2 separate regions of the Mus musculus genome follow, and region 1 is linked to region 2. The links are chromatin loops, found by intact Hi-C in ENCODE. Cell type or tissue: left cerebral cortex. All regions are shown on one strand. Region 1 overlaps Birc6 (baculoviral IAP repeat-containing 6). Region 2 overlaps Birc6 (baculoviral IAP repeat-containing 6).

What was found. Hi-C counts contacts between places; a loop is a spot of excess contacts. Peaks named below come from ENCODE experiments on the same cell type or tissue, not always from the same donor. Only the 100,000 strongest peaks of a DNase experiment are listed, where the experiment ranks them.
Region 1: a loop joins it to region 2, with 2.1 times the contacts of the local background. A loop is called at or near these places in 7 of 42 quality-filtered maps.

Annotation. Positions count from the first base shown.
Region 1 is chr17:74,697,442-74,701,441 of GRCm38, forward strand. It overlaps Birc6 (baculoviral IAP repeat-containing 6), which reads left to right. Exons shown (of 73, transcript NM_007566.3): 72 at 1-78. Among named protein-coding and RNA genes, the nearest start is that of Ttc27, 18 kb to the right of the region's middle. In left cerebral cortex, no CTCF peak of the experiment used is centred here; a DNase peak (open chromatin) is centred at 2,125.
Region 2 is chr17:74,642,656-74,646,655 of GRCm38, forward strand. Birc6 (baculoviral IAP repeat-containing 6) reads left to right here. Exons shown (of 73, transcript NM_007566.3): 48 at 1-31; 49 at 640-840; 50 at 3,814-4,000. Among named protein-coding and RNA genes, the nearest start is that of Ttc27, 73 kb to the right of the region's middle. In left cerebral cortex, a CTCF peak has its summit at 2,473 (motif pointing left); no DNase peak of the experiment used is centred here.

The sequences.
Region 1 (4,000 bases), 55 kb after region 2:
TGGATTGCAGACATCCAGCAGTACAGCAGTGACAAGCGGGTGGGCAGGACCATGTCTCACCATGCAGCTGCTCTCAAGGTGAGCTTGGTTATGAAGTCATCGACTCGGGAATTCCCAAAGAAGAGCAGTGTTACAGAAAGTGTATAGATGGCTGCAATAGCTTTCACAGAACTTCTTCAATTAAAAGTGACTACAGGACCTGAGCCCAAAAGTGTGACAGGGTTCAGGGGTTGGCGAGGTATTGGGTCCATGAAGTTTGTTTAGTTTTGTTCTAATTTATTTATTTACAACTCAATAGCAGCCCTTCCTCTCCTCCCCCACCCCCTTTAGAAGGAGAAGGTCCCTCTGGGTATCAGCCCCACACATCAAGTTGCTGCAGACTAGGTACATCCTCTCTAGCAGACAAGACTGTCGTTTAGATATGGGATCCACAGACAAGCAGGCAGGCAGCAGGCTCATAGACAACCCGTGCTCCAGTTGTTTGGGGTACCTGCATGAAGACCAAGCTGCTCATCTGCTACATGTATGTAGGAGGTCTAGGTCCAGCCTGTGCTCTGTCTTTGGTGGGTGATTCAGTCTCTGGGAGCCCCCAAGGTCCAGGTTAGTTGACTCTGTAAGTCTTCCTGTGGAGTTCCTGTCCTCTTCAGATCCCTCCATCTTTCTCCCAACTTTTCTCTAAGACTCCCGAGCTCCATCTTATGTTTGTTTATGAGTCTCTGCATCTCGTTCCTTTGGCTGCCGGGACAGAGGTCAGTTATGCTAGGTTCCTGTCTGCAAGCATAGCAGAATATCATTAATAGTGTCAGGGATTGGTTCTCACCCATGAGATGGGTCTCAATTTGGGGCAGTCATTGGTTAGCCATTCCCTCAGACTCTGCTCTATCTCTGTCCCTGCACATCTTGTAGGCAGGGTACATTTTGCATTGAAGGCTTTGTGGATGGTTTGCTGTCCTTATCCTTCTACAGGGAGTCCTGCCTGGCTACAAGAAGCAGCCACTTCAAGATCCATATCCCCTCTGCTAGAAATCTCAGCTAGAGTTACCCTATTAGACTCTCTGAGACCCTCTCTTCATCCCAGGTCTCTGGCACATCCTAGAGATTGTCCACATGAGTTTTGTCTTTAATCCTTTAGCCTTACCTTATGCCTCTTGCCTTACATAATTTTATTTCTTGCTATTGGTATGAAGAAGAAGGTACAAGATGGAGGGCCTCTAATAGCTGGTTGGGAATAACCAATGTGAGAGCAGTCAGATTTGTGGAAGGTAGGCAGTTGGTTTTACTTGAGCATTCCCTGAGGGAAATGAAGATGCAGTGGCTTTGCAGAATTTTTCCCATACATGGGACTCATTCTTTGTACAGCCACCCATTTTGCTGCTTCCATATAATCCTTTCATTCTCTGCCATGCATTGTTTTCCGTCCCTCCTGCCTTCTGTGCGTGTGGTGGTCTCCTTCCCTCCTGGTTCCTTTCCTCTTTGTTTTTCAGTCCTTGAAAAGATGGAGGTGGTCAGCTGTGGTGGCATACACCTTTAATCCCTGTACCTGGCTAGGGTGGGTTCCCAGATAGCCAGTGCTGAGTACTAAAACAAGTAAATAGCTGATAATAAGAATGCTAGTTTTTCAGGTGTGTTTCCTTATTTTTCCAGTTCAGAAATATTTATGAGTGACACATTGTATGATATCTGGGAGGATTTGCTTCCAAATAAGGAAAATGAATGGATGAGCTCAGACCGCCAGGGATTGGTGGTTACTGAAGCCACCAAGGTTCTGGGTCATGTGCATTGACTTTTCTGCTCTGCCACTTTTTTATCCAGTTGAAGGTTTTACATTATGGAGACTTTAGAGCCACAACTGTCCGTGCGTGTCCGTTCCAGCACTGTGCATCTCTGTACAGGAGGGTAGGAACTCAAGACCACCCTTGGCTAGTGAGGCAGCTGTCTGAGGAGAGAACACTTTGCTGATCTATGCTAGTTCTGTTATGTCCAATACTGGAAACCAGTTTGTGTTCTGCACCAAGCAGGAGCAAGGACTTGTGCATGTATAAACTTGTAGGTCTCTTCTCTCTCCTTACACCATGCCTGCCGTCTCCTCTCCATTTATGTTTCACTCCACGTTCACTGCTGGAGGCCTTCCTCAACCTGACGCACACTGAGGTTACTCATGAACACACCCACCCACTGCTTACTAGCGCTTCCCTCCTTTAGTCATCATAAACTGTTCTCTTTCTCCCTGTTCCTTGTTTAATTTCCTTTCACTTTTTTCTGAGATCCAATTTATAGCTGCCTCACTTTCTCTTGTGGTCGTTGGGCTTGAAATGTTAGGCATTTATTCATAAGACAAACCTAAACGTCATGGATCTGAAAAAGGGATGGTAGGGATGAGGCAGTTTGATAGGGACAGGAGGGAGGGTGGAGAGAACATCGGGACTCATACATGCATGAAGTTGACAGGAAAACAAAATCAATCAGTTAAAATGTGATCCTTCAAACAAAGTCTCCTTCGTCCCCTGACTTGTGTTCCTAGTGGTCTCTCATAGGCGCCCTCATTAAACATGGAGAGCAGGACTGTGCCTCCCTTCAGATAGATTCTCTCAGCTTCCTACACTTAATTTCCAGACTGCCCTTTTCTCGAAGATATGTAGACATTGCTTAACTCCCTTCACCTAGTTCAAGTGCTCAATGGGAGACCCTTCAGTCTTATCTCTTCTTCCTGGTGCTCGCTGGATTGATCCTCCCTGGATAAGTGTTCAGCTGCAACTTTGCTCACATACACCCTCACCACCTGCCGTCTAGCTGTGGCTGCTGCTCTGTTATTGCAGCGTTGGCTTTTACCTGAAATTATTTTATTGTATTATTTCGAAGGATGTTTTTTATTTTTGTTTGTTTGTTTCCTTTGTACTCATGGCTGGCCTGGATCTTAACTATGTACACCAAGATGCCCTCAAACTCAGATCTGCCTTCCTCTGTCTCCCCAGTGCCACTCTGACTTACAAGTCCTTTATTTCCAAACTGGTGAAGGTTTTTATTACATTTTTTATTACATTTTTGCTGAAGAAGGCTAGTCAAGGAAGGACGTATGACAGCTTGAGTTCCTAATAAGACTTACAGTATCCCACTCCCAAGTTCTCATAATAGTAATAGTGGGATGTTTCTACTCCTTCCTTAGTCAGGATTATTATCACAGTGGGAAGAAATCAGTGCTGGAGAGTTTTAAAGTTTCAAGTATGACAATATGCTTTAAACCCATGCAAGTGGCTGATAATGTATGATGGCCTCAACCTTTCTCTATCTGTCCCACCTTCATCTAGTCCTCAGGCTTCACACAAGAGTATCTGCATCATGCTCCTTGCCCTTGTTTAGTTAGTGATTACCAGAGCATCTTTTACATGTAAAGATTGTTCTGTGGAAACTGCGTAGTGGGGCTTCCAGATGGTTCGGTGACTAAAGGCTTTGCCACCATGCCTGATGACCTGAGTTTGATCTGAGACCCACGTGGGGCAAAGGAAAAGACTGACTACTTCAAGTTGTCCTAAATCTTCTCACGTGCAGTGCCTATACAAATACACTCCCAAAACCAGCTAGTTTCCTCTTCTAGTCATCATAAACTGTCCTTTGAAAGACTTCAATGTGCTATAAGCGTCCAATCACTCTTATATTCTAAGGCAAGATGTGATAACACAATTATTTAGTCTCTAGATATTATTTTTTGTGTTTAAAATTTTAAAATCTGAATGATAAAAGTATTTCTCCTGTTTCTCCTGAGTTAGAGTGAAACAGTGTAGAAACTTTTGCAGAGTTTGCAGAGGGCCCTGCTATTGAAGCCCGCTCATTTCCACTTGCAAAAATAGCAGTGTATATGTGGGCTGTATTTTGTAGTTTAGGTTTTTGTTTGGTGGTTGTATATTATGTGGTGTGTAGTATCTTCCCCCCACCCACCCTCCGAGTACTAAAGGTCAAATCCAAAGCCTTGCTCGTGCCAGAGAAGTGCTGCACTATTCAATCA
Region 2 (4,000 bases):
GCAGAAGGAATCCATAACTTTGCACCACTTGGTAAGATAGTGGTTATGCCTCTTACTATGACTCAGCTCTGTGTTCTGATGAGGTGAAGCAAAATTAGTTGTGGACACAAGTTGAAACTAGATTAGTACAATTTTAAATAAAAAAATTCCTTTTATAGGCTGTTGGGTCCAAAACATTCTACTAAGTACAACATTTTTAGGTCAGTTCTCTCTTCAAATGTTAATCACCTTAAAAGGACTTAAACATTGATATGTTTTACATTTTTAATTTAGGTGTTTATTCCTTCATACTGCATTTCTTTCATGCTTTTCTTATTGTTGTTTCATGAACATCTGAGAAATAAAGACCATTATTTTCATGGTTAAAGAAATTATAGTCCTCAAGAGTTTTCTACTTAATTTAAAAATTACCCTAGACATGTGCTCACTAATGGTCACTTGTCCTCTGACTAATAGTTGACTGGCTATTTTGGGACTACTGTTGATCATCATGCTTGGTGACTGACAGTGTAGCTATTCCAGCAGATGTTTATTTTCTGCTGGTTGTTATAGCTTCATATGGTATCATCTGAGTATTTCTCGTGTTCTCCTGCATCCTTTTCACACGTTTGCATGCTGTTTCCCACTGTTTCCTTGTAGGTACCATCACTTCTAGTAGTCCTACTGCCCAGCCAGCTGAGGTGCTCCTGCAAGCCACACCGCCCCATCGAAGAGCTCGTTCTGCTGCTTGGTCCTACATCTTTCTGCCTGAGGAAGCCTGGTGTGACCTTACCATCCACCTTCCGTCAGCAGTGCTGCTGAAGGAGATACACATTCAACCTCACCTCGCATCTCTCGCAAGTGCGTACTGTGAGGAGTGCTGCGAGTGACAGGCAGGGAAGACCGGAAGTGCTCTCAGCAAGCCCTCCTGTGCTCACCTTTGGTGTTAGGTCATGGGTACATGTGTTTAATCGCTGTGGGCTCCCTCCCTCCCTCCCCTCCTCCACCCCCCCCTTCTGTATAATTCACTTGGTTCTTAATTGAATATATTTTATCAGAACATTTTAAGGTAAATTCCTTAAAATACTTGGAAAATCAGTTCCAGATTAAGTAGAGACAGATTTTTTTTGTAGAATATTCAGTAACAATGCTTGATAATATTTTTCCATTTAAAGTCACTTAGCTTCTTTCAGCATACTCACAGTTTATATTGAGATGGTCACATTCATTTGTGTTCAATGTTATTCAATTGAAAACCTTGGGAGATTTCATAGATTTTTAGTATGTTTGGAAGAATATTTTTATTTTTAAGGTAGACTATAATCTAGTTATATTCAAACTATTACCTAATCTCATCCAAATAATATAAGGTGAACGTCAGACATAATGTCATGTCCCTGTAATTTCATGTCATGGGAACATGAGGGAGGACAGTTTTGAACTTGAGGCCAGCCTGTGTTTCCAGATGAAATAAAACAAAAATAGTAACATACCCAGATGTCCCTCAACAGAGGAATAGATACAGAAAATGTGGTACATTTACACAATGGAGTACTACACAGCAATTAAAAACAATGAATTATGAAATTCTTAGACAAATGGATGAATCTGGTGGATATCATCCTGAGTGAGGTAACCAATCACAAAAGAACACACATGATATGCACTCACTGATAAGTGGATATTAGCTCAGAATCCTTCCTAGAAGGGGGAACACAATACCCATGGAAGGAGTTACAGTGACAAAGTTTGGAGCAGAGACTGAAGGAACGACCATCCAGAGACTGCCCCACTTGGGGATCCATCCCATAAACAACCACTAAACCCAGACACTATGGCAGATACCAACAGGAGCTTGCTGACAGAAGCCTGATATAGCTGTCTCCTGAGAGGCTCTGCCAGTGCCTGACAAATACAGAAGTGGATGCTTACAGCCATCCATTGGACAGAGTACCGGGTCCCCAATGGAGGAGCTAGAGAACATACCAAAGGAGCTGAAGGGGTTTGCAGCCCTATAGGAGGAAATTTAATATGAACTAACCAATATCTCCAGAGCTCCTTGGGACTAAACCACCAATCAAAGAAAACACATGGTGAGACTTGTGGCTCTAGCTGTATATGTAGCAGAGGATGGCCTAGTCGGTCATCAATGGGAGAAGAGGCCCTTGGTCCTGTGAAGGTTCTATGCCCCAGTATAGGGGACTGCTAGGACCAGGAATGAGAGTGGGTGGGTTGGGGAGCAGGGAGAGTGGGGAGGGGATAGGGGATTTTCGGAGGGGAAACTAGGAAAGGGGATAACATTTGAAATGTAAATAAAGAAAATATCTAATTAAAAAAAAAAGAATAACGGGCTGGTGAGATGGCTCAGTGGGTAAGAGCACCCGACTGCTCTTCCGAAGGTCCGAAGTTCAAATCCCAGCAACCATCCATAATGAGATCTGACTCCCTCTTCTGGAGTATCTGAGGATAGCTACAGTGTACTTACATGTAATAAATAAATAAATAAATCTTTAAAAAAAAAAAAAAAAGAATAACATATACTAAAACCTTACTTTAGCAGGCCATAAACTATTTTAAAAGACAAAGTACTGCTTGACAGGGTAGCATAGGCCTACCTTCCTATCTACTTAGTCTTCAGCAGGAGGATTTACAGTTGAGTATCTGCATGGGTATCTTGTGAGTAGACAGCTAGAGAAACCTAGTGTGCAGATAGAAACCGAGACGTGATCTAGTGGCATGGAGTCCTTTCCTAGTAAGCTTTGCATCAAGCTCTAAGCTGCAGTTCAAGTATTGCGATCTGAAATGAGAAAGCTTTTGTTTGGGAGGAAAACAGTTTGTTTGAAAGTGGATAGATTTTGCCTGTGAGAATTTGGAACTCAAGTACAGTGTGGGTAGAGAAAGCTGGTATTTATGCATTCTTAACTAACAGATAACTTTCTGGTGGTTTAGGGCAGGGACTCAATATATGTTCCAGTGAAAATTGAATAGATTTATTATTAAATGGTGGTAGAAATTTCAGTTGTTTGATTCCTTAAAGTGTATTGCTCATGTAAAATACAGCCGTTATTAGTTTCTTGAAAATGTTTTTGAAGTTACAGTTTACAAACTTTAAAAAAATTTCTCTAACCCTTAATGTAAGCCTGCCATTTAATTGACAATTAATAAAATTATACTTAGTATAGAAATAAACCAATTTTTAAGATTTTTCTTTGATAGCTATGTTTGCCCCATAGGCCTCTGTGCTATGCAGGGAGCAGAATGTCCCATTAGGAGTTTCCATTTGTTACCTCACTGGCACTCCTATGTAACAAAAACTGTTTTACTCTTAAAATTTGAAACCGTTTGGTTAAGATTTAAAATGTAAATAAAAGGCGAAACTAGTTGTGATGTTAACAGTGTTGCAAATCTTACAGTATTGAACCGATTGGTAATTACTATTCTGGTCTTCTCAAGTTATTCTAAACAACCAATCTTAAAACTATGCTATGTTCATGACAGTTTTGGTAGAAGAGGAATAGGAAGTAATTGCCCTCTAAGTTGCTTTATTTTACTTTTTGCAAGTATGTAATACATACACAACTGATATAAGTTACTTTTTCCTTAGGTGAATATTTCCATATTTATGATTATTTTAATTGTGGGAGGTCATATTTTTTAAAAACATGCAAAGTGGTGATGAATGCTAGTGACTGGTACTTCTTGTTATAGTTAGTGCTTTCTGTAAGCTCATAGTGCATGCATCTCAAAGTTGCCAGATTAGTGCCCTTCATCTAGAGTACTAGAATATAGCATCTAGTTCCCTTTTTTTTACTGTTCAGTTTTCTCTTCCTGCAGCCTGCCCATCGTCAGTGTCTGTTGAAGTAAGTGCAGATGGTGTTAATATGCTCCCTTTGTCTACTCCTGTTGTCACAAGCGGTCTCACCTACATAAAAATTCAGCTTGTCAAAGCCGAAGTAGCTTCTGCTGTCTGCCTCAGACTCCATCGTCCTCGGGACGCCAGCACACTAGGCCTCTCACAGAT